2 separate regions of the Homo sapiens genome follow, and region 2 is linked to region 1. The links are chromatin loops, found by intact Hi-C in ENCODE. Cell type or tissue: PC-3. All regions are shown on one strand. Links, peaks and the distances in the headings refer to the core of each region. The heading gives the core; the rest is flanking DNA. Region 1 overlaps MGAT4C (MGAT4 family member C). Region 2 overlaps MGAT4C (MGAT4 family member C).

Region 1 (15,803 bases), core at 6,868-14,867:
TGCGCCATTTAATTAGACATTCACTTTATTATTCTTTTCAAAATTAGTAGTTCTTTATGAAATGCTTCAATATAGATGTTGTAGTTTTTGTTAACATTATTTTGTTTTGGTTTTTCAAATTTTTCTCTCTTCTTCGTTTTACTCTCAATGGAAGCCAGTAAATATTTTGTTCTGAAATCAAGAGGCTTTAAATTTAGCCTTAGATTTGTCTCTCAAATATTGTCTTAGAGAGACCACTTTATATTTCTGTATGTGCTTCTATGCTGTCCAAATAATGGATCCCTTACCTATATATCATAATTTACAGTGTCTCCTCTATAAGTTACTAATATTAGTGTAAACATAAGTAATTATACTACTGATTTATTCCCTTAAATAGAAAAACTTTCACTCAATATGATTTCCATTTTTTCCTCCTCTCTAGTAATCCATCACACTATAGCAATTTGTCCAACTTTAAAGGAGAGCCAACTTTTCTTCTGTAAATATCTCCAATGCTCCACTCAAATTAGGATTATACTTCACCCAGACATGTTATTTAGGAGGAAAAACTATCCTAAGTAATATTTAAAAATGTACTGTTAAAACATTTAATAGGCCAGGCACGGTGGCTCACGCCTGTAATCCCAGCACTTTGGGAGGCCGAGGCGGGTGGATCACGAGGTCAGGAGATCCAGACCATCCTGGCTAACACGGTGAAACCCCGTCTCTACTAAAAATACAAAAAATTAGCTGGGCGTGGTGGCGGGTGCCTGTAGTCCCAGGTACTTGGGAGGCTGAAGCAGGAGAATGACGTGAACCCGGGAGGTGGAGCTTGCAGTGAGCTGAGATCGCGGCACTGCACTCCAGCCTGGGCGACAGAGCGAGACTACGTCTCAAAAAAAAAAAAATTTAATAAATTTCTGCTATCTTATTTCTTCTCTATACCCTCACCTCATCTAGTCTTAGAAAACTCAACCCACCTTTCTAAGACATATATGGGTCCAACACATGCATGCCCTTCTAGTTGAAAACAAATAAATAAAAATCATAAACACACACACCAGACACACACACACATTTCATAATGTAGGTGTTCCACATCTTTTTCTAGACATTCTAAAGACAAGAAAGAATCCATCCAATGTTGTTTAGATGGTCTGATAATTTAGTCTGTTTGTTGAGTGTTGTGCAGTAGAAATACTTCCAAACTTTACAGAGTTGGTGAAGTTTAATATATGTAGGACATTGCCAGGTGTGGAAAATGCAAGGATACAGGTAAATGGACATGAAAGTACATGTTATAATCTGGAAAAAAAAAAAAGGAGAGAATTAGAATGTATAAAGCAAGTACCAAATAAGGTCGATTGTTGTCCAATTGTAAAGGGTTTGAATCTCAATGATGGTAAACTTTACATTTTGCTGATTACTATTGAGAAGACACTAAATTTTTAATTAATAAATAAAATAATATTATAAAATTCATGGGAAGAGAAGCTTTCAAGAAATAGGAAAATCTCAAAAATATCCAGTGCTGCAGTGTCTAGAATGAAGACCTTGAAGAGGCCATTAGATCGGATAACTTCCCAGTTCTTAGAGAGATTTAAATAGAATAAGAGAACACGGAAAAGAAACCAGTAGATAACATTCTATTAAAAATACTTTTAAAATTAACTTCCAATTCTCAGTCCAGGGGAGTGAATGGAAGATGAAAAAGCAGGAGGACTAATGTAAAAAAGAAAAGAAGAAAACTGTATCTCATCTTCCTCAGAGAATGGTATGTGTATCTCTTAACTAATTGAATAAACAAATATGTGTTGAAGTGAAAACACGATGGGACATGTGGATTCCCTCAAGAATGCAAAAATGTTAATTTTACCTGTGATCTTAGCACAGAATAACCCGCCAGCCATAATTAGAATATACATGTAAGAAAATAAGTGGATTTTACCACTACTCCCTGGTAGGATAACTCTTAGACCTTGGTTTCAGGTCTTCGGATCATAGAAAACAAAGTAAGAAAATGTTTATTTTGCTATGTAAATATTGCTATGCTGTTGTAAATGTTGCTTTGCTGTTAAAATTTGATAATATTATTATGTTTCTGATCAAAAGGAATGTCTGCAACATATTTTTAGTGTTCCCCAAAAATGTCTTAGACTGTTTTCATTCATAGTTATAATATAATGTTTGATCTGCTAATTTTTTTGTATAAATACTTTTCATGTCGCATCTAGTAGTAAAAACCTGTTATGCAGACTGTGGCTGTAGCTGTGTTCCCCTAGGGTCTAATATTGGAAAAGATTTCTTTGTTATAGTGAAGGATACTTGGAGAAACTCTATTTTTGCCTGAGCAAAATCTTTCTGTTCTTTCTTTTTATAATCCTAAAATAATTTTCATTCTTTTTTACATCAGTATTTTCAGAAGTGATCAAATTAAATAGGTAAGGTAAATAAATGACTACCAAATTAGCACAAATCCCACCTCACTAACTTTTCTGTGATTATTAGATAAGCCCAAATATAAACATATTTAATTTCCTGACATGAGAATCCATAACAAAACACAGTATCTACAGAAGGCACCTTCGGAACACCTGATTATCTCAGGCACATGGATGTTTTCACAACATAAAAATATAATTAGGTCTAGCTTTGGCCAAATTCAGGAGAAAGGTTTGAGAATCTGCTACTTGGTAATTAACGTCTAATTGTTGGTAATTATGTTGCTTAGTTTTGTGCACAACCCAATTTATTTTTCTTGCACAAGGGCCCATACCAATTATACTCTGGCCACAACTGTTAAGGCTATCAACAAATTAAGTACTGATTGCCAGAACTGCATGAAAATGGTCTCCTACCAATTTGCATAAAGGAGGCTCCTAAGCCAAAAAAAAAGAAAGTCTGTGTTAATGTTGGATCTCCCATTTCATTTCTAATTATCTACTAATGGTTAGTCAGGCCAGAATTTATCTCAGAAGCTAGAGGTGGATAGCGATATAAGTTTTAGAGATCTATTTCTTATTATGCTTAAAATATTTAGACACCATTTAAAAGTTGTATACCCTGACAGAAAAGTTGGCAAGGTTTTGCATTTAAACAGCTTTTTGTTTCTGCAGTTGCTTTTGATTTACTTTAGTGCAGCAGAGTTGAGTCTTTAATATTTTTTTTGTTTTGTTTTGTTTTCCTGCAAAATAACCACTTGGTGCAAGCTGAAGCAAAATGTGAAATGAAGAGCATGCATTGAAAATGTTTACTCCCTTATTGATAAAATATTTCTTCTCATAAAAGACCCCCTAAAAATTGAAAATAATTTAAAATCTCCAAGGACTGGTTTTATAGTATAACTTATGAGTATTTTTTAAGATTCTTCTTGCAGTGACTACTTAAATAACTTTGAACATAAAAATTAAAACATAAAGTCTCTTGTAAAACCTTACTATAATGATAATTATGCTACTTTAGCCTATAACGTACAATAAAGATATGTACTGAAAATATGTTACACATTACAGTTGTGATGTATAATACTGAGATCCTGATAAAATGAATCTGCAGAGTGAAAGTATTTGGGGTTGTAATTCATGGAAACAATAGCTTTTAGTGTTCTGCACTATATTAAAAGAATGACAATGTTGTGATGAAATGTAATGTATAAACCCCTTGGTCACACATACCAATTCTTTTCTGACCTGAAGAATAATGTGTCTCTATTTTAATAATAGTGTCATGATTCTTAGCATCCTATATTAAGTAGAGATAAGACCTGTACTCGAGGGTATAACTAGCAATGTAGTTTCAATTAGGAGAATCTATCAGCGTTTTCACTGCATATAGCTTTCCTGGTAAAAAGAAATATTTTACTTACTAAAATAAAGAATATTTATTAACATGGCCTACAGTGACTGCATATTAAAGCTGAAATAAAAAATATTAATTTTAAGGCTTGATATGGGACCAGGATATATAAACGAACTATATGTAGGCTTATGTAAAAAACGTAAAGTACATGAAAGGTCTTTTCTGTCCTCTCTGTTTAAATTTGTCCGAGTGGTCTCTCCTGGATGCCCAGCCACCTAGTGGCTCCCTCTTCAGCAAACCACGTACTTGTGCGCATCATCCCTATGACTGGAATTTATTTAACACATATTATGTGCTAGGCACTGTGCTAGGGGCTGACATCACAAAGGATAAATCAACATTATTCCCATCTTGGAAAAGAATGCCATAAAAGTGAGGCACCTAAATCACTTACTAGCCTATGTTCTTTTTATTTCTCTACCCTCAACATGTTAGTTTCTATTGCCTTCATGTGCTGGGTTCAACAATATCTACAACCTGCTAAAATAGTATGTTTAGTATTCAGGGTTTCTGATTAAAAACACTTTTTATTTCTTTCTTTTCTTCTTACTTCTAATTTCTGCCACTCAAGTTTTCAAGTATCTGTGTTTTATCGGAATATCCTGCATTGGTTTTTCGGTTCTTCTCTTTAACATACTAAGGCTGATTAAGTAAGCCAAAATAAAAATCTCATAACAGCAAAGAACCTTAAGTACCTGAAGTCTTGTTTTTCAGGTGAGAAAGGGTAAACTTTTCCCAAAAATACCCTAAGCGTAAATTTTTCCTTTATTTCCAATGAGTTAGTCTTTCTTTCTCCCATAACAAGCTATCTACACCTCTATTACATTGTCATAGACTGTTGTTTATGAGTTTCCCTCTTTTTCTGCATGACAATCTCCTCTAAAGCAGAAAGCCAGACATACTTCTGGGTAGCAATAAATTAAATGTAAATTGGTTTTGTCCAGGGAAAATTTCACCCTTAAGCCATGCTGTGAAAGCAGGTGTGTGCTTTTTATGATAGATCTGTATCTCATTGGAGATGATTCTGAAACTAAGACAACTTATGAGTTGCTGTGTCATCTGGCTTCACTATGTAGAAATTTGGAGGATCCCAGGTAAATATTGGGCCCCCTCAGGCATGGGATTCACTGCTATATAAAAATACCATAAACTGGGTGGCTTAACCAACACAAATTTCTTTCTTACAGTTCTGGAGGCTGAAAGGCCATGATTAAGGTGCCAACAAATTTAGTTTCTGGTAAGGGTTCTGTTTCTGGCTCATAGACAATCGCTGTTTGGCAGTGTTCTTACACAGCTTTCATTTGTGGGATTTTGAAGACAATAAGTGGGTTCTCTGGAGCCTCTTCTTATAAGGGGACATTAATCCTTTTGAATGAGGTCCCCACATTTCTGACCTCATTTAACTTAATTACCTCCTTATAAGATCTATCGCCAAATACAGTTGCATTGGTGGTTAGAGCTTCAACATATGAATTTTGAGAGGGACACAACTGAATCCACAGTAATATATTTTGGTTATAAACAAGAAAAGCCCAACTGAAGCCTCGACAACCCCCAACCCTCCACAAAAAAAACAAAAAAAAAAAAGAATGGACCACAATGCCTCTCTCCATCCCTACCTATGTAGTTATTGTAACCACCAATATCTAAATATGTAATATAAATATATAAACAATCCCCTACTATATATTCAGCTATTCAGCTGTAAAGGATTAGATTTTGCACAGAACTACAGCTATGAAAATGAGAGAAAGCAGGATTGGTATATACTGAGACATTTCCTAGTAGCTGATTGCTGAGATTACAGATAATAGATTCTGATGTAAAATACCTCATTTGATCATAGCTAAGTTTGACAGGAAAATGAGCAACCCAGAGATCAGAGTTCTTACCTCACTTTAATTACATGAAAATAAACATGGGTACACTGACCTCTTCACAAGGGAGAAAATGGAATTGACAGCTGAGAACCTAGGCAGGAAGCTCCATCTTTAACCTGCACATGTGTGCTATATTGGCTTGATTTTCATCTCTCTGTGTGTGGCCTCACTTTCTCTCTTCACATCCACATGACCACCTTCCTGTTTACATCACCTAAATTCTGGGCATAAACCATAGATCAAATTAGCTAAACCTGAATTTCAATGCTCAGTTTTCAAGAGAGAATCAGACTTGCTTAACTGAAGTCAGAGGTTTGTCCTTAGTAGGACTGACTAAAGCCAGGGGAGTCAGTAATAAAGTTGATGAGGCTTCCTTAGAATTACTGTTTCCTCATATTAGTGTTGTTTGGATCCTAACATAAGACCACTCCCCTGTAAGAAAAGGACAGTAACTCTCCTAATAAAGGTAGAAAATGCTGACATCAAGCTTACACTGGCATGAAGTGAAAGGCTTCCTTTTGTCGGGTCTCTTCTTGGCCTATAAGGTTAGAGATATTTCCAGTCGCTGAAGCCACCAGAAATAGTCTTAGCGGGTATGAATTGCACTTGAATTGTATAATCTACATGAGTTAAATTATAAGCTTTTAGTTATGATATACTCACTTCCTCTGAAACTTAAAAAGCTTTTTTTTCTTTATGACTAAAAAGCTAAACTTGAACATTAGGTATAGCTGGTAATTGGTTAATAGCATTTTATATTTCAGCTCTGAAAAATAGGGGCCATTCCAAGAAAAGATTACAAAACCCTTTCTGTACAGCTAATAGAAAGTGTTCAGTTTAAAGCTGGCCCATACAATAGTAAGGTATATTGTCATTCATAGCTGATGACAGCCATGATCCTTACTGTTTTATGCCTAGACACATGAAAAGATTTATGTGATAAAAGGCTTATAATCAGTTTAAAATCAAGCAGTTCTTCACTCAAATTTTCCAGTGTTTAACTTTGTATTTCATTTTCATCTAAGTTATTTTGAAAAAATGAATTTGAGCAGCTATTTATTTATATTTCAACTTAAATTGAATTCACTTTATTTTATTGATAATTCCTTGAGAAACTTGTCTCTGTTAAACTTGTGTCCTTCTAAGAATTGTATCCTTTGTAAAAATTTATCTACTCTGTGTGTTAACTTTTTCTGTCTACAAATAACCACCAAATCTCAGAGGCATTCAAAAAGAAGTATTTATCTCTGAATTTGTTGATCAGATGGTATTTGGCTTATCTACACTTGTCTATGTGACACTTATTTTTCAGAGACCAGCAAGCTAGCTCAACCATGTTCCTCTCTCATGGTGCCAGTGGAAGGAAATAAGGCACACCTAAAAGAATGAGCACATTTCACCTTTCTGATTTCATGACACTCTGCACATTTCATTGGTCAAAGAAGATCATGGCATCAATGGCAGGGAAAAGCATACCACTCACTTGGAAGTTGGGGGTATTCAAAGTAAAACAATAACATAACTATGGGTTGAATAAAAATGTATCTCTTCTAGAATGAAAATTAATATAAACTATACTGTGTATGTGTTGAGGAGATTAGTCATTCTCATTCAGCATGTATAATGAACATTGACTATTTGTCAAGTACATTCTAGTTGCTCTAAATAAATTTGTGAACAACACAGAACAAGAAACTATGATTGAACCTATTGAACGTGAAGGTTGGTAGGGGGCACATATTATTTTATTTTATTTTATTTTTATTATACTTTAAGTTCTCTGGGACATGTGCAGAAAATGCAGGTTACATAGGTATACATGTACCATGGTGGTTTGCTGCACCCATCAACCCGTCATCTACATTAGGTATTTCTCCTAATGCTATCCCTCCTCTAACCTCCCACCCCCCGACAGGCCCCGGTGTGTGATGTTCTCCTCCCTGTGTCCACATGTTCCCATTGTTCAATTCTCACTTATAGGAGATAATGTGGTGAGAACATGCGGTGTTTGGTTTTCTGTTCCTTTGTTGGTTTGCTGAGAATGATGGTTTCCAGCTTCATTCATGTCCCTGCAAAGGACATAGGGGCACATTTTAAACCACAATTGTTTCTTCATTATTTTTGAGATAAATGTTATATTTAGAAAATGTGTAATTACAGCAATATGAGGGGAGTTAATCAATTCTGAAGAGTCCAGAAAAGCTTCCTTGCTGTAATGACATTTAATATATGACTAAAGGAGAAAAGTTAATCAGAGGAACAGGTAGAATTAAAGAGTTCCAGGAAGAAGTTTATCATATGAAGGCCTTGGGGCAGAAAAAAGAAATTTAAGGCCAGTATAGACATAGAAGGCAAGAAGAATGATATAAAATACTAAATGAGGGAGAGGTCAGGGCAAAAAGAATCCTTCAACAATGTTAAACTTTTAGAATTTATTTTAGGATCATTGAGAAACCATTAAAGGCTTTTAGGCAAGGTTTGGGTGACTTAATCAGATTTGTATTTGTAAAAGGTCATAGTAACTGCTGGATGAGGAATGGATGACTCTTAATGCAAATGCAGAGCAGCTAAAATTCTCATGCACTGCAGGTAGGATTATGAATATAAAGTTGATACAAATGCTGTGGAAAATTATTTGGCATTGTCTAGTAAAGCTTAAGTCATATCCTCAAAGAACCGTTTTTTTTCTATTCTTATTTAAAGAAACTCTTATATTTGTATATCAGAAAGCATATATATACATTTTCATTGAAATGCCTTTTTATAATTGTAAATTAATTAATGATTCATGTTAGTTATTAAGTTAATCTTTAGAAATTGAAAAACTCCCAAATACCCATCAACATTGGAATGGGTAAATAAGTTATATTTTACTTATATAATGAAATATTATACATCCGTGAAAATTTTAAAAAAAGATTCATATAACATATATGAAGATAAGGAACATAATTTTGAGTGAAAAAAGTTGTCATAGAAGAATATATACAGTATTATTTTATAGTTAAGTCTTTTAAACATATAGGAAAAATAAACAATATATTTTAGGGATACAGACATAAATGATAAAATTTTAAGGAAATCAAGGGAATGACTGATGAAACTAAAAGTCACAAAAATGGTCATGCCTGAGGAAAGAGAGAAGCACCCAGGGGGTTTCTTAAACTGCTGGATAAATTAGTCATTTGGCATGTTAGTCTTATCTTTTATAGCCTTTAATGATTTTTATAATTTCTAAATACTTAATAAAACACTGTAAAACACATCATAGAAGGATAAGATTAGATGCAAAGAAAATATTTTGAAAATTATCAGAAAAATTCAGTAGAAATATAGTTAATTACTCTAGGGTGAGGCAAACAAGATGGAGGGAAGTCATGAGGACCCAGGAAGATGATGTTGGGAGAGACTCTGAAGGACACAGCATTTTCCATTGTGGCCTTTCACACGTGATCTTCCAGCTGTTCCTCCCCACATCCTCTTGCACAGGATATTATTGTCTAACTGTTCCTCTCCACCCCTCTTGATACAAGGCAGGCTGTCTGTGGCTGCTAATTTATAAGGAAAGTTCCTCTCTTCCTGACACTAGTCCAAAAGAACTTTCTACCTTCCTCCTCCAAGTCTGAATGCCCGCTTAAGCCAGCAGTTCTCTTGTTAATTTTCCTCCATAGTGTGAGTACCTAATATAGAGATGATTTGTATTTTATATATATATGGATATATATGGAAATATATATATGGAAATATATATGATATATATGGAAATATATATATGATATATCTATGGAAATATATATATGATATATCTATGGAAATATATATATGGAAATATATATATGATATATCTATGGAAATATATACATGATATATCTATGGAAATATATACATGATATATCTATGGAAATATATACATGATATATATATGGAAATATATATATGGATATATATGGAAATATATATATATGTTATATACAATGTTTGTTGAGCTAGATCATTGAGATACATTGAGTTTGAGTTGCCTGATATCCAAGTGGGAATCCTGAGGAGGCAGTTAGGTATATTGTCTAACCCTGAGAAGAAAAGTCTAGGGTAGTGAAAAAAAAAAAATGATTGTAACATTAGTCATAGGTATGGGCAAAATTGCCTAAGGAGGGGGTATAGAGTGCAATGAGAAATGAGTCTGAGTTTGAGTGCTGAGGAACTCAGGAATTTGTATGTTGGATGAAGAAGGAAAAGCTGGTAGCGGAAAGCAAGGAAGAGGAGCCAAGCAGGATAAAGGAAACAGGATAGAGTGGAGTATTTAATCATGTCTTCAGAAGCAGGCCTTTCAGAACGTGATTCACATTCTGGTGATTTATTAGAAAAGTATTTCTGGAGAAACTGGTAAGGGAGTAGGGAAGAGGAAGAAACCATGTAAGTGTGTGATTATTGGGAAAATCCCAACTGTAGCCTGCTTCCTTAGGCAAGACCTGAAGGGTAAAATGCTCCTCAGAATTTTTCCCAACTCCATGCAAATGAGCTGAACTTTTATACTCTCATAGGGTATTTGCCGAAGTCAGCTCCATGTGGTTATTGGCTCCCACGTACTGTCTGTTCTCTGCAAAAGGGTCACAGTTGTCTGTATGCAGTCCTTAAAATTTAACTGCAAATGCAGGAAGTTAGAAGCAAGTTTCATAGGAGGGGAGTATAGGTATGCAGATATGATAAAAGTAATCGGAAGGAATCTGGCCATAGCACCTACAAATGTCTGCAAAATATGGCATCACAGAATCCAAAGAGAGTTCCTAGACATGGTCGATTTTGTTAAATACTTTTCTTGAGCGTATAAGGTGAGTAAAGAACTGATAAGAATTTATTAGATTTAATCAAAGGGCTTGTTTAAACTTAGGACTGATTATATAAGAAGTAATGTTTTATAAGGAGCTTGGACTTTAGGCAATAACAGTCACTGAATGGTTTTAAGAAGGAGCCTGACAAAGTCATATATACAATTATCTCAGTAAGGTCAGTAGAAGGACAGATGAGGATATTTAATTGAAGCCTAGGAAAATATATGGGAAGCTGTTGCAAAAGTGCAAGTAATCAATGATAAAGGATGAGGGTAGTCAGAATGAACAGAAGCAGCTTTTTTATTTATGAAATATTTAAGATGCAAAATAAATTGAGTCTTATGTTTCCATGAGGAAAAAGTAGTCAAGAATGGCTGTAGGTTTCTATATGTGGTTACAGAGTTAAGAAAGGAATATGAATGGGATGCTGAAAATAATTCATTTCGACTTGGAAAGAATGTATATAAGGTGACTCTGGGACATTCTGGTATCCTGACAGACACTAAACAGTTGAAGTCTGAAGTCTGTAATGGAGCTCAGGACACCAGATAGGATTTCGCATATAATAATCTTATCATATTTTTATAGTCAAAAATATGAGTGAGCCAGGCGCGCGGCTCATGCCTGTAATCCCAGCACTTTGGGAGGCCGATGTGGGCGGATCACAAGGTTAGGAGTTCGAGACCAGCCTGGCCAACATGGTGAAACCTCGTCTCTACTAAAAATACAAAAATTAGCCAGGCGTGGTAGTGTGTGCCTGTAATTCCAGCTACTTGGGAGGCTGAGGCAGGAAATCACTTGAACCTGGGAGGCGGAGGTTGCAGTGAGCTGAGATCACGCTATTGCATGCCGGACCGGATGACAAGAGCAAAACTCCATCTCAAAAAAAGAAAAAACAAAAACAAAAAAACAAAGATATGAGTGGATAAGAGAATGTAGGAAATGTTTGCAGGGTAGGAAAAGAAATAACTGATGGGATCTTGAGTAATATAACACTTAAAGAATAACGAAACCCTATCAGATGTTAATTGACCAACTCTTTCACATTGCATAACGTCTTCGTGATGTAACTGCTTGTCTAATCTTATTGTCATTCCTATTCAAAGGACACACTTATAGATGCCCTTCCTAACCACTCTATCTAAAATATTTGTCCTCCACGTCACCACCCCCACCTCCATTATTCTCCATCTCCATGCTTTCTTTTTTCTTCATAGCACATGCAACTAGCTGGCATTTTATTATATATTCATGGGTATATTTATCTTGTATATTTCCAGTAGAATGTGAGCTACATAAAGACAGAGTTTTATTTTGTTTCATTTTGTTTTTCCCACCAAATAGAGCCCCTGTTTTTAGAACACTTCTTAGAACATAAAAGACTCAATAATTCTTAATTGAATTAATGGATGACTGATCTATCTAACAGACTAATAGAGTGATTATTTTATGGATATATTTATTGATGTTTTAAACAATAATGTTTGCAAAATCAAATTCCCTTTATGTATTACTAATCTATGAGAAAATGAAGCAAAACTAATTCTCCAGTAATAATATAAATTCTTGAGTTGTTCTGAAGAAACCAAAACTACAGTTTTAGTCCAAATGAACAAAATTATTTTCTTCTCTTATCTTTCCATGTTTAAACTGTATCCCTAAGCCAAGCGAGTCACAATGAATTAATCAGTAGTTAACTTGTATCCAGATTTCACATGCATCGTAATTTAGCAATAATGTGTTTGGAATTAGAGGTTATTGATCACCTTAATCTGAAAAACATATTTTATCCTGCAGTTATAAGTTGTTACACTTCTATACAACATTAAGATGCTGCTAAATCAAAGATGATGCTGACATTCTCTAAGGGACAGATTCTAATCAGTGTCACAGGAAAGCATGTAGTTTAGGACACTATGTAAATGGTCACTATAATTTTGTGTTTGTTGCGGAAAAAGAAAATAAATAGGCCTGAGAGATATCCAGAAGGCAGGTATAGTTCATAACTATCCTTTTATCTTCCCAGCGTTTATCTTGTCTGCCCCCCCTTACTTTTTTAAGTAATACAACCTCAATATTTGCTTGCGTAATTACACCATCCAGCCTTTGCCTGAAACCTTACAAATAAGATCACGCACATACTCTCCCCTGATAGTCATATGGCTGTCTGTCTTTGGAATTTGAAATTTGAACTGAAAAACGTTTAAAACAAAAATGTTGGGAGGTGATTTTTACTAATGGCATTACCCTCATGAGACTGTCCATTAGTTCCTCCTACCATACTTCTAGAAACGTCTTTGATCCTGTCCTCCTTGATCTTCAGACTTTCCTAGGATTTCAAAAGCTACTCTATATCCTTCTAATAAACTCATGTTTTATATAAACCCTGAGTTGGTTTTCATTGCTTACAGTCAAAGAACACCAACAAATCCAGATGCTCTATTTATGATTCTTTTAACTACCCACAAATTGAGCAATATATATGTGATATGGTATGATAAAAGAAATAAAACAGGTATAGTTCAATGGCATTTCATAAGACGCTTACTTTCTGGATTTGGGGGTTGTGTGTGTTCCTGAAAAATATTCATTTAAACAAAGGTATCCTATAGATTTGTTCCTGGTGATTTGAAATACCATGAATAATACCTCATATGTAAGAAAAGTTTCTTTTTCTAAGTTCAGCTGAAATATCTTATTGTAGGCAAGCCTGTTATTAAATCTTCACATTTGACAAACGACTTTCTCTTAGCCATTCTGTCCCTCTCCACTGTTCATCATCCCAGCCTTAGAGATCGGCACTCTTCTTTGAATGCATTAGTCACTCATGAATAATGACATAAAAGCTTAGCAGTGCTCCAGAAAGAGAGGCTTTTATTATGCTTTTCTAACAACCATTAATATCTATAACACTCAGCAGTTTTCTAATTTTCTTTTATAAAAGGACAAGCTGTAACTACATGACAAAACGGCATGGGGTTCAGGACTATTACTGGTTTCATTAGTGAGGGTGACAAAGGAAAAAAAATAGAAAAATGGGTTATGCTGCTATCAGGCACAAGAAACCCATGATTAAATTAAAAACTGGTGGATGAAGGGTGGTCCTTAAATTTATAAACCCTACTTACAACAAAAACCACACCATATCAAAAAAATATTTCTTTTTCCAAACAAACCTTTTTATAATGGGTTTGGGGTGGGAGATTCTGCAAGAAACAAGAACTTGAAATCTATATTAGCTAAAATTTTGAAGTGAATATAGATAGTAAGAAATGTATATAGTCCTATAATATTCTTGACAAAGTTATGTCCAAGCAAAAATGAGGACTAAAAATTACTGGTTAATCAAATAAAATATTACATTTTGGAACTTGTGGATCCTGTTTGTGAATTATTTAGACAAGACTATTAGAAAACATTATTTGAGTCTAACTAAGTGGCTATCATAACTGAAAACAAAAATGGTCACGATTTATGAGTAACATAGAATTGTAAAACACATAACTAGAAATAATGTGATTAATTATATGCTGTTTTTTCTTCTTGAATTCAAGAAAAATAAAAAATGCAAACGTAGCATTTGAACTTTTTAGTATTTTTAGTTATTGTTATAGTGACGTAAAATTAGGAATAAAATCTCCTAAGTTTGAAATAAAACCTAAATTTAGCAACTAAATTGCATATTTCTAAGTTCTCCATGGAATGAGATGATTACTTTGTTTTTGTTTCATCTTGTTTTTCCCTAATTGAATATGTGTCATCCAAAAGGTCTATTGCAAAGTCATGAATAAATTCTTACAGATATTTTTACCAAAATTTTAACACTTTTACTTAACTGAATGCTTATTAAAGGAGATTTATTAAGCATCAAACTGTTTTTCATTGTAAATTGCAGCTCCTTGGATCTTTACATATAAGGATTTTGAATCCATTTATTAGAAAAGAAGTTACCACAGGTAATAACCTGCATTATAATAAGTGTAGGAAGTTAGTGCAATAAATACTGACTTAATTCTGTTATTAATCCAGTGAAGTAACCCTGATTGTATTTAGAGCTTTTAAGGAATCTTCATAAAAGATAAGCTGTCCATCTTTTATTGTACATTTTAAATTAGAGAAAATTATCAAACTGATCTTAAATTTGCAGTGCTTTATCAAAAAACTCATTTACTCTAAAATGCTTCCAAAAGCTTATAAGGCAAGACAAGTAACAAAGTCGTCATTTACAAATAAGGATACTGACATTTAAGAAGTGAAGTGCTTTTGATGGGTGGCAGGCTACTGCAATGCTTAAGTATTTGTTTCCCACTCTCTACGCTCTAAACCTTCCCAGATACAATTAAAGAGCAATCTAATCAAATATAAATGAGCAAATTACTTAACATGTGCTTTCTAAGTACATTTTATCTGCTTATTTTTCTAATAGGTAGTAATTGGAAAAGAAAGTATACTTCTCTTGAACAAAATTATGCAAATATAGGTATGAAACAAAGCAATAACAAAGGTACTTCTTCTAGACACAGGAAAATACTTAAGTCTCAAATACTTAGCAGATGTTTCTCCCAAGGAGAGTAATATAAAGAACAAGTCACTTTGTTTCTGAACTGAGAAAATATATAGACTCGGTAAAGAAACTGAATCCATCAATATGATGAAAAAATGAATGATGCCATGTTTAGAAGTAAATTTGTACTTTGATTTAATTTGACATATCAATTTGGGATCCTTTTGAGAAATAATAACATTTAACCCTACTGTCAGTTTTTCTTTTTTCTTTTTTTTTTTTTTTTTTTTTTGAGACGGAGTCTCGCTCTGTAGCCCAGGCTGGAGTGCAGTGGCGCGATCTCTGCTCACAGCAAGCTCCGCCTCCAGGGTTCACGCCATTCTCCTGCCTCAGCCTCCCGAGTAGCTGGGACTACAGGCATCCGCCACCATGCCCAGCTAATTTTTGTATGTTTAGTAGAGACGGGGTTTCATCGTGTTAGCCAGGATAGTCTCGATCTCCTGACCTCATGATCTGCCCTCCTTGGCATCCCAAAGTGCTGGGATTACAGGCGTGAGCCACCGCGCCCAGCCGTCAGTTTTTCACTTGTGTTTTAATTACAAGAAAGTTTCTACAGGTAGTGTAATTGTTTTATAATTTCATAAGATTGTGGAAGAAGTGATGAAAGGAAGAATTATTCTAAGTCATAAGCTCAATAGAAAAATTCAGGCAAAAAAAAAGAGAATCGTCTAAACACTGTTGAATTTTAGA
Region 2 (15,803 bases), core at 4,951-12,950, 130 kb after region 1:
GCATTTCGTTGATATGTGATGGCAATTCATCAAAGATTTGGGGCACCATTACCAAAACGGGTAATTACTTTTAAGTTATGCTTGATTTCTTTTTTTCCTGTTCATCCTACAAGCAAATCTCAGTCCTTGCCTATTCTATTTGAGCCACCTAGAAGATTATGAATAATTCCACTGGCGTTCAATGTGAAATAATAGTAGTTTAGGTGCTGTGCATGAGAAAGCAATGTAGCCCATTTATTTGGAATTGTATACTTACTACCACTCACCTACCAGCTTCACGTGTCCAAAACACAGGGATGCTCAATTGTGCAGAACCTCAAAGAAATAAAAGTAATTGGTCAATAGTCCTTGAATGTGATTACTTGCTTTGCATTTACAAAATATGTGAGATTATATACAAGCAAGGCACTAAATGAAAGCACTTTAAGGTCGTTAAAAATCAGAGGGGACCATTGGAGTTGACAGCTCAGATCCCCTGAGTCACCATCTTGAAACTCTCTACATGAAGCTGCTAAGGATTTCTATTTCTTCCTCCAGTTATTGCAGCAATTGCTAAAGCTTCTGTCTCAAGCAATCCCAGACTTACTGTGGTGGCAACTGTGCAATGTGCTTCTTCCAGCCAGGTGGATTTGGGCAAAGGTTATACTTAATCTGTATAAACTTCAGTGTCCTTACACAAAGGATGCCAGACCTCTGCCTTCCGTACAGTCAAGATGGGAGATGCTCACTCACAGTGCATTCACAGCTGGTCCTCCAGTTCCTCTTCAAAGCCCAGCTGATTGGCATGACCACAGCACAAACAGCTTGTCGGGAGGCAGCAAAGGGAGACAGTGCTAGAAGCACTCCAGTTTCCAGCACACTGGGCCCCAGTTCCTTTTTTTCATTTCCTAGCGGAAAACACACACACATTGGTGCAAAAGTAATTGCGGAAAAACCGCAATTACTTTTGCACCAACCTTATTATTATTTAATGTAACCATTCTTACTATTACAAAACAGAACAAACTTTGTTTATTTCACCTCAGAAGTGAAAAAACAGAAGTAGGACACAGAGGCCGGGTGTGGTGGCTCACACCTGTAATCCCAGCACTTCAGGAAGCTGAGGCTGATCACTGGAGCTCAGAAGTTCAAGACCAGCCTGGACAACATGGCAAAACCCCACCTCTCCAAAAAAAAAAAAAAAGAAAGAAAGAAAATGAAAAATAAAGAAAAATTAGCCGGGTATGGTGGCACATGCCAGTAGTCCCAGCTACTCAGGAGGCTGAAGTGGGAGGATCATTTGAGCCCTCCAACCCAGCAAGAGATCCCGTCTCAAAATAAAAAATAATAATAATAATAAATTGTTCAAGCCCTCCACGTCCCCAAGTACTCCTTGGCGCTCCTCATTGTCATTTTTTTCATAAAATGCAGAGTACAAATAAAAACTCAGCAAATTCCAGGCCCTGAAAAATACATACTTTCGAGGGGGCATTAGGTTTCTTCCCCCAATTCTTGCCAACAGCAGGGTGAAAACAGACCGACTTCTGTACAATTTTCACAGCGTAAATTATGAGGTCAGGGGAAAGCCTGGCCTGAAAGGACCTCCCCCTCGAGCTCTGAACAGGGCTGGCTGACGTTCACACTAACACGCGATGTTGCCATGACGGTTTCTTACTGGGTTAACTGAGATCATTTGCAGGCAGCCTTCTTGATTCACATCGCAGCACAGCAAGGCAGGATTGTTACCTTTCCCGCATTAACATCCTCAAGCAGGCATCTGCTTGAAGCTCCTAGGCTGGAAATGGATCAAGATCTCTCCTCAAGGGCGGATCATCCCACTTCTGGTTTAGGGATGGAACGTCCAAAACTAGTTTCCCAGTTCCGGTTTAGGGGTTGATGCTTCAAAATTGTGATGAACAGGTAGGGAAAACCATCAGTAATGTAATGCCGTTGCCAAAATTAAAGGAAGTATTAACCGGAACTTTGATTATGGCAGTGAGAACTCAACAGGAAACATTGTGGCAGGTGAGATATTGAGGAAAAGAGGGTTTGGCATGTTTCTAATTATGAGAGAATAGAAGCTATAAACTTAGCCCTGAGAAAACTGAGCCTACCAAAAATAAGAATCTGGAAGGAGAAGCAGGCAGGAAAGGAAAATTACAGTTTTAGATGCATTGTGTTTTATTGGTCAGCAGAAAAATAGGTAAAGAGAATAGTCATTATTCAAAAACTGAGACTGGGATTCAGGAAGGAGTCCTAGCTGAAGCTCTAAATATGATTGTAGGAGAAGTCATGTAATACCAAAAATGTTGTAACAAAGAAAAAGAAGAAAAGCTTGAATAGAATGATGGAAAATGATAATATTTATGGGAGTAGGAGAGAAAAGAGTTTACTAAGAAAGTCTTTTTTTTTTTTTTCACTAAGATTCTGTGGACCTGACTGACACTAGAAAAGCCGTATGTTCTTTTTGTTGGTGGTTTGTAAACAGTAGGTAAAATTCAGGTAGGACCAGTATTAAATGGTACGAAAGAATAGTACACGTTCACAGATTTATAAGTGAATATAGCTCTATTTATATATGTATAATTGTTTATTTATATGTATAGGAATATATGCCACATTATGTATAAATTAAATGTAAATGCATGAATATATAATATGCATTTTGTATGTTAGTATGTTTATCCATATATTCATATATAATAATCTTTTATGAGGGGAAGTATAGAGTGAAAGGATTTATTTCTATTTAAAACATTACTTGGTACAAGAAATTAGCCGGGCGTGGTGGCAGGCGCCTGTAGTCCCAGCTACTTGAGGAGAATGTCGTGAACCCGGGAGGCGGAGCTTGCAGTGAACCGAGATCGCGCCACTGCACTCCAGCCTGGGCGATAGAGCAAGACTCCGTCTCCAAAAAAAAATTACTTGGTACAGTATCACTTCAAAATAATTTCAATGTTTATATTTTGAAGTATTACTTTCATGTAAATGAACATTCATCATTCATCTCTTTCTGAAGAGACAAGGTCTTACTTCTCTGTTGAAGAAGAGACAAGGTCTTACTTCTCTTTTGCCCAGGCTGTGCAGTAGTGTGATAATAGTTCTTTGAAGCCTTGAATGCCTGGGTTCAAGCAATCCTCCCACCTCAGTCTTTCAGTCTTCCAAGTAGCTAGGACCACAGGCATGTGCCACCGTGGCTAATTTTTTTTTTTTTTAATTTTCGTGGAGATGATGCCTCACTACGTTGCCCACCCTGGTCGCAAACACCTGTCCTGAAGCAATCCTCCCAACTCAGCCTCCCAAAGTGCTGGGATTATCAGCACGAGCCACTGCACCAGGCCCACCACCCAGGTGGTGGTGGTGGTGGTGGTGGTGGTGGTGGTGGTGGTGGTGGTGGTGGTGGTTGTTGTTGTTGTTGTTGTTGTTGTTTGAGACGGAGTTTCTCTCTTGCTGCCCAGGCTGCAGTGCAATGGTGCGATCTCAGCTCACTGAAATTTCTGCTTCCCGGGTTCAAGCGATTCTCCTGCCTCAGCCTCCCAAGTAACTAGGATTACAGGCGCCCACCACCACTCCTGGCTAATTTTTTTTTCTTTTTTGTATTTTTAGTAGAGATGGGGTTCTGCCATGTTGGCCAGGCTGGTCTCGAGCTCCTGACCTCAGGTAATCCACCTGCCTCAGCCTCACAAATTGCTAGGATTACAGGCTTGAGCCACTGCGCCTGGCCTCACCCAGGTCTTTAAAAAAGCATATGATTCTGTTCCCAAACAAAAACTGCTTAAGCCTTATTGAACCAGACATGCAAATGCTGCATGTATTTGGTACAGAGAAGTAAGGATATTGTTATAGCCTTGCTTCCATAACTGTGTTCTGTAATCAATAGCCTTGGATCAGAAACTTGTGATGAAGCTGTTTTTGAAAACACAACATAATTAGTAAAAAAATATGCTCAGGATTTCCCATTGGGTGTAACAGAAATAAAAAGTATCGTGGGATATGCCGTTAGCAAGCAAATGTCTATGACATTAAGGGTATATAAAGATGATGTATCATCCTGAGAAATAGTTCACTCAAATCATGATAATATAATATGAGTTACGACTTTTCAAATAAACCTAATCTGTAACAATCAACTCATGACCTTAAAAGAAAAACGTACTTGTCCTTTGTAATATTATTCCAAAACAAAGAAAAAATTCTAGCAGATAAAATGTTATTTGAACATGGAACCAAGATCTCCTGCTCAAGTAACTCATCTTCATTTGTGTGATTGCTATTTTCAGGCAGTAGCATGTGACATGGAAGTTTATATTATCAGGGTGTGCTCACCTGGTTGCAAATTTGAGACCAAAGTTTTACTTTAACACTTGGAGCTGGTAAAGGATGGTGAGTTTGTGTCTGCCATGTTCAATATAGTGTTTATTCCTAGTAATCAGTATTATTCGCAAATTATATTAACATACTTTTTTTACACTGGGACCCTAAGTTACTAATGTTTTTACAGTGTCTATGGATTTAAAATATAAGTTTAAATGGCTACCTATTGGCCCTATCCTACTACCTAGGAATTAACTTGCTTCAATTCTCTCATCCCGTTTTCTACTATACTATTATAAGCCAACAACATCTCTCTCATGTAATGTGGTTCTCTCCTCTGTTGTAATATTCTGAATTATACTGGTTGATGGTCAGGCAGAAAATATTCTTTCTTAATCTCTACCTATCATATGTGCTTTGTTGACCAAAACTCACACCAAAATTAAAATTCTAAAAGATAACTTTGGATTTTTTATATTCTCTGTCTTTGCTAATGTTTAAACTATTGAAACTATGAAATTCTGAGATAAGAATATTAATTTCCTTCACTGTGTTTGTGAAGTGAATTCATAAACCTGCGCTTATGTCTCTAAAAGTTCTTGACTTATGCAATTTACTGCTGTGATATTTGGCAATTTTTGGCCTCTTGATCTATATTGGGCTGTGAAAATTAAAGGCCCCTATTATTAGGAATTTTGACTTCTTGCATCTTCTGTGTTTCTGATTTAGAAAGTTGCTCATTGTATTATATTTCCCTTTGTGATTGTGTTGGTGTGTTTTCTGTTGCTATCTCAGAATACAGAGACTGGGTAATTTATACATACAGAAATGTATTTCTACAGTTCTGAAGTCTGGGAAGTCCAATATCAGGTAGCAGCATCTGGGTGGCTTCTGGTGAGGGCCTCATGCTACATCACAACATGGCAAAAGGCATCACAAGACTAAAAAGACACAAGAGAGTCAAGCTAACTTTTATAACAGACCCACTCTTGTGATAACTAACCCCTCCTGTGATAACCCACTAATCCATTAGCCCATTAATCCATGAATGGATTAATCCATTCACAAGGGCAGAAGCCTCATGATCCAGTCACCTGTTAAAGGCCTCACCTTTTAATACTGTTACACTGGGGATTATCTTTCAACATGGGTTTTGTGTGTTTGTTTGTTTGTTGGTTTGTTTGTTTGTTAGAGACAGAGTCTTGCTCTGTCACTCAGGCTGGAGTGCAATGGCACAACCTCAGCTCACTGCAACCTCCGCCTCCCGGTTTCAAGCAATTCTCCTGTCTCAGCCTCCTGAGTAACTGAGATTACGGGTGTGCACCACCACGCATGGCTAATTTTTGTATTTTTAGTAGAGACGGGGTTTCACCATGTTGTCCAGGTTGGTCTCAAACTCTTGACCTCGTGATCTGCCCGCCTCAGCCTCCAAAGTGCTGGGATTATAGGCATGAGCCACCATGTCTATCCTCAACATGGGTTTTAAAAAAGACAAACATTCAAACCATAGCACTAGTAGTTTTGCAGATATTTTTCTTATATTCATTTTGGTATTTAGGAACTCTTGCAGTTTTGTTTAAGTAGTTACCTTTTACAATCATCTTTATTTCATTAGTCCTGTTTTCTAACTTTGCTTCTGATGTCTGTTTTGCTTTAAATAATAGTCTGTGACTTACACCTATTATCTATATGGTGTAGATATACAAACTTAGACTACTTCCCCCTTTCTATCTTCTTGTATTTTTAATTGGGTATTTTTTGACATTATCACAATATATAACATTTATGCATTATTCTTACACCATATTCCCTATGTCTGTTTAAAATTAAATATGCAATGAAATATCAAGTGATCGAGTGATTTTTCTGAATTTCTTCAGTAATTCTTGAGTACTTTACCAAGAATTGATAACCCCAAGACATATGTGATACCACTTTAAAGATAAAATATTCAGCAAGCCTCTAAGCTACACAACCAACTCATTTACATTTGTCAAGGCATTTATAATGGAAAGAAAACCAGGTAGGATTAGATTTTTCAGCAGTAAGATAGAAAGCAAGACAATAATGGAGCAACGTTTTTCAAGAAAATAAAGGAAAGAATGTGTAGGCAAAAAATCTTATAACCAGAAATATGCTTCTTACCATGATGGAGAAATAGGGGTCAGATTTGCCTCTATCCTTAAACAACTAAAAGAAAAGCAGAATTAATAAAAGTAAAACAAAATTTAGACATTATAAAAGAGGCAGAACAAGGCAGTGATTCCTGATTGGGGGGATGGGGTGGGAAATGAGGTCATTTTCGTAGCTTACTGGCTAGAGGTTCTGGGTTGCAATACAAGGAGAGTGAACTCAAAGACACAACTGATTTCTCTGAGTTGAAGAGACATAGCTAAGATATTTGGATTCTGCAGTGGCTGTAATTCACAAGCAGATACTAGAGAGGAGAAAGCTGCATGGAAAACACAACTGCAGGGAGGGAGAGAGAGAGAAAGGGATTATTTTATGTCTGAGCATTCATTATGGCATGTGTGTGAAGAAACTATTCAAGGCTACTAAAGAATCACTGGAAAGGAACAGTTGCAATGTCTTCTGGAACGCACACAGAAAAGAAGAGTAATTCTTATTTCTGAGAGTAATTATTCTAAAAGAGAATTATTCTAAGAGTAATTCTTAACTGAAATGAAAAAGTTTGTAATATGCAGGTCATTAGATAGAGTACTCAGAAGGGTATTGCCTTAGCTGTAAGGCAAAATTAGCCCTAGACTTAAGGTTTCTCTGAGATTGGCACTCCAATAGCAAAAGCTGACAACAATATTGGAAAATAAAAAAGAAAATTACATATCAATATTTCTGAAGAACATAAATGCAGAAAGAAAATCTTAGCAAATCAACAGTATATAAAAATAATTATATAATTATTTAATGTATACTTCTATTTGGTTTAAATTACAAAATCAGCAAGTATAATCCATCGTATAGCACAATAAAGGAGAAAAAAGCTCCCTCAATTCAACAGATGGAGAAAAAATATTTGACAAAATTCCACACTTATTCTCAATATCAAACCTTATCAATCCAGGAATAGAAGCAAATGTCCTCAGTGTGATAAGGTGCATCTGTAAGAAAACTACAACTATCTTCATACCTTACATTGAAATACTTAACGCTTTCTTCCTAACATCATAACAAAGCACAAAAGTTTGTTTTAATAACTTCTATTTAACATGTTACTGGAAGCCCATTTACTTATTGCCATTGAAATAAGGCAGCAATAACAGCAACAAAATGTTGAAGTCTTAGAGATTGGAAAAAAATATTAAAACTCTTTATTGCTTGTCAATATCATGATGGTTAAATTTAACAAGGTCACAGGATCCAAGGCATCAATATAGAAAAATAAATTGAATTTCTATGTAGTAGCAGAAAACATGTTTACAGAAAGCACTTGTTATAATAGAAAAAAGATAAAATTATTAATAATAAATTTTACAGGCATGAAAGATGTCAGCATCACTGAAAAATAAAACCATTGCTCAGACAAATTAAAGATGACCTGAATAAATGTAAATAAATACCATGTTGAGAAAAATGTATTTTTAGATTCAAATAATTTATTTGTACAACCAGCAAATTCTCAAATTCTAAATAGTTTTTCAGTAGAAATTGGTTAGTTGATTGTATAATAATTTACAGACTCAACAAATTTTTAATAAAAATTCTAGATTGTTTTTGTCAAAATTGACAATTGATGATAAAACTTCCATAGTAATGCAAATGACTCACATCATCATATTTCAGATAGTAATCCAGATAGTATGATATTGACATAAAGAAAAATAAATAGAGACATATACCTAATAGAGATTTCAAACATATAACCACACATATATATCCAACTGATTTTCAACAAAGGCACCCAATACAACTGAATAAATGGGATAGAAAAGGGACTTCATCCTCTTCTTCACACCATACACTTAATTTAAGATGGTTATTATACCTACCCTAAAAACTAAAACTATAAAGCCTCTAGAAGAAAGCATATGAGAATATTTCCATGATACTAATTAGGCAATGGTTTGTTAGAATACACAAAAGCAATACCATAAAAAATTAATGAACTTGACTTTATCAACAACATTAAAAATGGCTGCTCATCGAAAAATACTGTTCACCTTTGATAAATCATTAGAGTCTGTTGAAACCAATTAGTTTTTTGTTTTTATTGTTTTTTTCTGTTTGTTTAAACACATTTTTGTTTTAAAGTTTGTCGTATGATGATATTTATACTTTATTTGAATTCTACCAGACAAAAAAAGAGAAAACTTATTCTTGTTTAAATGGCACATTCATTATAAATTATAATTAACATATGAGCCCATTAGACCTTTTGGTAAATCTTATGATACACTACCAGATCATGGTGATCTTATATTTTTTATATCCTGAAATATCTTACTATTTCATGTTAATAGAGAGTATTTCATCACATATAAATTATTCTAACTGTGCTAAAGCATAGATTGAAATAATTAGAAAATGGAAGAATGATGGACTCATCTAGGTGGAAGATGCAGTATTGAAATAAAGCCCCATTTCAGGATAGTATTCTTCACTATTGGTATTGTGCTGCCCAAAATATTGCAGTCTTTCATGTATGTAAGTAAAATTCTAAAGACATTATCCTTTAATCTGTATATTTAACCATTCATTGAACACAGTTGAAAATGCAGAATTTTTAATTTTCCTATGATAATGATAAAGAGAAAAATATAAACAGAGGAAGATACTCTTTATATTAGTCATAATTATTAGAGGAATTATATGATTCACAATTATTAGATGAATCAGATTCTTAGATGCTGTTAAAGAAAGAAAATGATTCATCATGACCCTTATTACTGATAAAGTAGACTTTATTCAAGGAACTTCATGGAGGCTAATGCAATGGGTTTTGTAGTAGGGGACAGAGATTGGGCTAAACTCTGAATACAAAAGGAAAAGTAGAAGGTTATAGCCAAGGAGCAGGATGTGAGTCAGTGGATGGAAAAATCACTAAGAGGGTAGAGTAATTATTTGCAAAAATGACCCAGTAAGTTTCTTGCTTAAGGCAAGATAGATTTGTCAGTCATTACTTGAGGGATGGTGGTGGATGAAAAATTTGATCAGATGTTGAGAGGGATGAAATATGGAGAGCAGGGGATTTTGGCTAAGCCGACTCTACAGGGTAAGTGCTAAAACTAGGCTCTTGGAGGATATGCCCAACATGGGGCCTACTTCAGCTCAGAGGAGACTGATTAAAGTTTAGTCAAGGAGAGATTCTTTGTCAGTCCCTCCTCTTGTTCAAGAAAAGAAATATTCTTTTTTCCATTGAACAAAACAAGTCTGTTTCTTTTTGAGTTATCTTTTGCTCATTGAGGACCAGCTGAAACATCTGTTGGGATATGGTAGTATAATATATTTGCTGGATGGGTTAGCAGTCAGGAATTTAATGAGGGGAATTTCTATGAAAATTAACAAAAAAATTAATGGTTAGAAACCCAGTTTCTGATTCCACAGGGCCGCCATTCAAGAAGACATCTTGATTTGAGCTTGAAGAATCTTTAGATAGGGAAGTGGGGATGGCAGCGGCAAACTGACAAAGCTTCTGGGTTTGCAGGTTGAATGTTTTCAGTGACAGCATGAAGTGTTTCCATGAACATTCTGAGTGGCCCACACAGCAACAAGCACAAAGGCTGTCCATACATAATCTGTTACAGTGATTTCCATGATGTTTATATCACATAGTCGAGCTTCAGCTTGCAGAGTTTTGAAAAAAGGGCAGTTTTACATCTCATTGACTCCAAGTCAGGAGGGTGAGAGAAAATTGGAAGTTGTAGACGGATACTGGAAAAAAGCTAGAATAATCGAGAACTCACAAGAGTGCACTATATTTTTCCACTGGAACATAAAATGTATCTCTCTAGTCACACTTATTTTTTATCAAAGATAACCAAAATGAGGTTATTCTCTTTTAAAAGACAAAATAAATCTGGTCTCATTAGATTTGACCTGATTATTTACATAAGGAAAGGAAGAATGGTAATTGACCACATAGGTCTTTTTGAGTTTTCTTTGCTGGAACTTTTCATAAGGAATCTCAGGTTATAATTTCAAAAACCTTTTGAAGCTAAGAAGTCCAGCCAAGAACTAGCCATCAGACTTCACTTCTGGTACTTACAGATTTGAATGAATTCCTGTCTTCTTGAGGTTCCCAAGATAGCCCATCTTCCCTGGGCCTGCTAGGAAGTGATCTTCCTTACTCATCTGTAAGGCTAAGAACCCTAGAAGCCAATTATTATTGGGCCAGCTTTTTCAAGATAGCTTTGTAAAAATTGTTCCTTATTATAAAGTTAACCTCAGTTCCTAACTCAGATTCTATACACATCATTCTCAAATATGACATTGCAGTCAAAACCTTATAAATATAACCAATGTTTCCAATTGTGTTCTGTTACAAGAACAGATTCTTATTAAATTCATGTAAATAACTATATTGCCAGGAAAATAAGAATACTCAATAGTTTACAAATTCTGGAAGGATCAGGGAGAAAATATTATATGTACAAAAGTATAATCTACTGATTTTTACAAGTGTAAATGTTACTGAGTAAGCAATGGCTTCTCTGCCCAATGTGGCACAAGTCTTTGAGAAAATAAAGGTTTTATCATGAGTTTATTGGCAAGGAGACACAAGGCAGTGACCAAATCTGTCTCTTCAGGCTGGTGACTGGGGCAGGTTTTATAGGCAGAGGGTAACGAGGTGTGATCTGATTTGATCTTACAACGAGATGATGCCATGAGGCATGATCCGACTGGATTGTGCCATGGGGTGATGCCAGGACTTGATCTAATTGAATTATGTCATGAGATGTCCCCTTCTTAATTCAGTCCCTGTTTCTTGGTCCTAGAATTTAGTTTCTGCCTACAGTTACACATGTGGTTCATCTGAGCATAAGCAGTTTACATAAATTGCAACCCAGAACCCATGGCAACTGAAAAATAACTCACCATTTTATTATTCAAAGTTGAACCAGATTGGGCTGGTTCTGTGGTTCCATAAATAAGAGAAAAAGGAAGGGAGTGCTTATATCCACAAAATAGGACATTTAAGAACCAACAAACTGTCAAACAAAACCATAATCACTCTTCTTCACTTCATTATTGTCCATCAGAACAAATAATTCTTGTTCTCCTTGCTCTTGGGTTAGAAATTTCATGAACCCATTGGCTTGTCTACTCTAGTTCTGAAAATCCTTAATTCAGTACTATGGTCTCTAAATTAATCAACACCATCATGAAGCATTATGGCTTGTAGCTGATTGCAAATATTTTCAGAGAAGAATCAGAATATATGTGAATGACAAAAAATTTAAAATGGAAATTAACATATAATGAGAGTTCAACATAAAAATGATGCAAATGACAAGATAATTTGGCTATTTTTGAGGCATACAATAATAATTAGAGCCACCACTGATGACATTAAACTAAGAGATATTGTGGACAGCAGGGATATTGATAAATTTCTAGGAAATTTATATGATTTCTAAAATACCTAATAATGTTTGCCCATACAAAAATATAATCTAGGGAAAGTTAAAGTATCTTTTCTTATTTGAAAGTGTCTTTTCATGCAATGCAATGTATCAATTAAATAAACCAAATTATTTTTAGTATTTCTCTTTACAAGGTGAAAGAACAAATTTTTTGACATTTTTTAGGGTCCCTTTGAGAAATTTCAAGATCAGTTCAAAAACAAGATTTCACTTAAGATTTGTTTTGAAAAGGCAACACTGTAAAACATGTAAAATACTTTAGTGCTTTTAAATTGCAAGCTCTCAGTTCTCTTAAATAATCAAGGCCAATGGTAAAGGTTAACATAAACATAGAAAACTGTCTTGATAAGACACAAAATCTTGGCTTCCTAGGAAGATTACTTAAAAGGTAAAATGAACAAAAAGGCCTTTTACTGTAATCCAAGAAAACTGGCATTTTCCACAGAAAAAAAAATCTAGTTTTGCATTAATAAAGCATTGAGCTTTCTCCCTCTTCTTCTTCTTCTTCTTCTTCTTCTTCACAAAACTTCACAACTTCACAAAACTTCGTAATGACCTAGATATTTAGTGAGTATTTATTACTTAATACAGCTTAGAAAAACATTAAAACTTCAAGTTAACAAAAATAATTTGGAAACCGTTTTCAGCAACTATATTGCAACACCAGGCAAAGCTAGCCATAATCTCAATTTACTTCCCTGTTAACTGTTTTTACAGTTAACATCATCATGTTAGGCAAGCATCACAAAAGCAAAAACCAAAGAAGTTAAACACACAGGTTTTTGGTTTTATGGCTGTCTTGAGAAATATGAAGTAATGGGCATCAAACAACTCTTCTTTACTGCATCTTTACTTGTACACTTATTCTAAGGTCGAACTGATAATTTTTTTAATCCTAAGCATCTAGAAGACATATTACCTGATTCAACTAGTAAGCCCAAGTGGAATAAAAATGTGTATTCATATTATACTGAATGTTGATATATCAGAAAATGTAGCTGTTTTTACGAAACAAACAATATGAAGCTAGTATTAATTGCCAAATATACGTCCATTTCATGTGAATTTGAAAAGCATTTGAATTAGTTTCTGAGAGTTTTAGAAATATTTACCTTATATAAGCACACATTTATCACTGAAAATTGGAACAGAATTTAAGAAATTTTAGGCCAGGTGTGGTGGCTCACACCTGTAATCCTGACACTTTGGGAGACAAAGGTAGGAGGATTGCTTGAGCCCAGGAGTTCTGGACCAGCCTGGGCAACATGGTGAGACCCCATCTCTAAACAAAAATTGAAAATTAGCTGGGCATGATTGCGGACGCCTGTAGTCCCAGCTACTTGGGATACTAAGGCAAGAGTATCCCTTGAACTCAGGAATCCGAGGCTGCAGTGAGCTGTGATTGCACCACTGCACTCCAGCCTGAGTGACAGCGTGAGAATCTGTCTCTAAAACACAAAAAGAAAGTACTAAGTAATTTGATAATACCATCCACAGATAAATCTCATATATATTATGATATATAATCATATATATTACTCATACATATATGTAATATATATTCTATATATATAGAATGGGATATATGTATATTCTGTATATACATAGAATGGGATATATGTATATTCTATACCTATATGTATAAAATATAAGAATATATATTGCATATATATCTGTATATAAATGTAATGTATACATATATTATAAGAGATCTTAAAGGTTTTATTCTGAAACTTTAGCCAGGAGTTAGACAACACAGTAATACTCTCTTATTTCCTCTACTTTATAGTTTTATTCATTGTGTTTCTGACAGATGGAACAAGTTAAGGTTACCTTCTCAATATGAGGACTAAAGCTTTTAGCCAATATTTGTGGAGAAGACACATTTAAGATTTTCTTTTGCCCATACATGCAATGTTATGGAGGCTGTGACCACATTTTAGGCAAGAAACTGAAAGAACATCAAGCACCTATCTGGATGTCTCCAAAGCCTCATCTGGATAAAATATCCAATCTATTTTTCAATCAGCCTTTTTTTTTCCTTTTTCAACCTCAGACAATTGCTTTTGGGGTCCTAGAGTCCCTTGAAAGTTATGATGGAAATAGGAGACCTAAAGTTCAGGTGACTGAAGGGCTGAAGCAGGAAGGAAAAACGTCTGGGAGGACAGGTAGACAGAGGAAAGAGGTCTGAAGAGGCACATATCAAAAGATTCAAGAAAGCTGAAGGGAAGATTGAAGGTAGTAAAAGGATGAAGGAGGAGCAGAAGCAATGGGAAGGAAGAGATCTCAGAGGACTCACTTCGGGAAAATCTTCAGTTTCCCAAAGAGATCCTGAAGTCTCAAATTATCCTTAACAAAACCATGACCACAAGAAAGGAAGTGGAGTATACGATCAGTGAGAGTTTAAGAAGGGGGTTTCCGTTGACTAAAAAGTTACCGTGGGAGAAATAGGATCAAATAGAACAGAGTTGCCTCACAAAGAACCAAGGAAAATATTTCAGCTCAGGGATTCAAGAAGTAAATTCCCACTCAAAGACAGAAACAGGAAGTAAGATTTACAATTCAGCCAGTACCTTCCTAACAGAGAAGCATGTGACTATACCAACTTCTTACAAAAAGAAACAGGACTAACTCAGCCTCTGTATAGTGTACTCAGGCTCTCTCAGCCCTCACTGTGCTTCAACAGACTTATCATTTGGAGCACTGGCTCAGGAGTCGAAATCACCAATGGCTCATCCATCAATCAACCAGAAGTGAAGACGAAAGCTTCAAAGGTAGGTGCTTGGGATTCTGGGTCAGAAGATTGGGAATCCAATAATGAATTTGATCCTATACAAGTCATAGCAGCAAAAACTGTTAAAGAAAAAATTATAACACTGGTTAAAGATGGCAATTTAGACTTTATTCAAGGGATTTCAAGGGTCTACTGCCATGGGGTATTGAAGTAGGAGAAAGAGATTGTTCTCAATGCTGAATACAACAAAGACAAGTTGGAATTTATAGCCAAGGAAAAGAATGCAAGTTAGTGGATTGAAAATCATTAAGAGGGTAGATAATTTTTTGCTAAACTGGCTTGAAAGGATTCTTACTGATGGCAGGTCAGGGTGATCATATATTACCTGGGAGATAGTGGTGGGTGAGAAATTTGATCAGATATTGAGGGATCAGATATGGAGGATGGGGAATTCTGGCTAAACTGATTTGACAGGATAAGGAAATTGTCCTCCCTTCAACAAAATTATGAGCCATTGAAATTCCCAAGTGTATAGTGTCTTGATGGTGCAAACGCAGGAATAATCCAAACTAGTGATAAGCATGAGCCTGTTAGAAATATACTAGAAATATGAAACCACAGCTTACAAGAAGGATATGTTGCAGGTTCTGGCATGATAGTTGGGGAGCAGTTGATGAGGCATCGTAGATTTGGTAGACATATACTTTCAAAATTGGAAAAATTAGAAAGAAAATCTGGGTTAGCTATGTTTAGATGCTTAACATTATTTCTAATAAAGTTGTTTTTCAACATATTCATGTTTACTCCTACTATTCATAAAATTACTTAAAATGTTATCAAATAAAATTTAATAAAAATGCTTTATTAGATCTGGAAAATATAAATTATTTACTTCTCTTCTATTTTCTGGAGTAGCTTGTGTAGAGGAGGTATACTTTTTCCTTAAAATATTTGGTAGAATTCACTAGTGAAGACATATGGACCTGGAATGTTTTGAGAGGGATGTTTTAACTGCTTATTCAATTTTATTAATAGATAAATAATTTTTCTGTGTTGCAAGGAATTTCTCCATTTTGTTTAACTTGTCAAACTTATTAGCATATTTTTTCAAAATATACCATTATCCTGTAGAATCTTTAGTGATATGACATGTGTCTCATTCATGATATTAATAA

Evidence for each region. Hi-C counts contacts between places; a loop is a spot of excess contacts. Peaks named below come from ENCODE experiments on the same cell type or tissue, not always from the same donor. Only the 100,000 strongest peaks of a DNase experiment are listed, where the experiment ranks them.
Region 2: it touches region 1 in a loop (1.8-fold over the local background); 1 of 110 quality-filtered maps calls a loop at or near these places.

What each region holds. Positions count from the first base shown.
Region 1 is chr12:86,132,334-86,148,136 of GRCh38, reverse strand. The region is part of intron 1 of MGAT4C (MGAT4 family member C); the gene reads left to right. Among named protein-coding and RNA genes, the nearest start is that of MGAT4C, 120 kb to the left of the region's middle. In PC-3, for the core only: no CTCF peak of the experiment used is centred there; DNase peaks (open chromatin) are centred at 8,276, 10,016 and 13,346; H3K27ac peaks cover 2,400 bases.
Region 2 is chr12:86,000,359-86,016,161 of GRCh38, reverse strand. All of the region lies in intron 2 of MGAT4C (MGAT4 family member C), which reads left to right. Among named protein-coding and RNA genes, the nearest start is that of NTS, 130 kb to the right of the region's middle. In PC-3, for the core only: no CTCF peak of the experiment used is centred there; a DNase peak (open chromatin) is centred at 9,311; H3K27ac peaks cover 382 bases.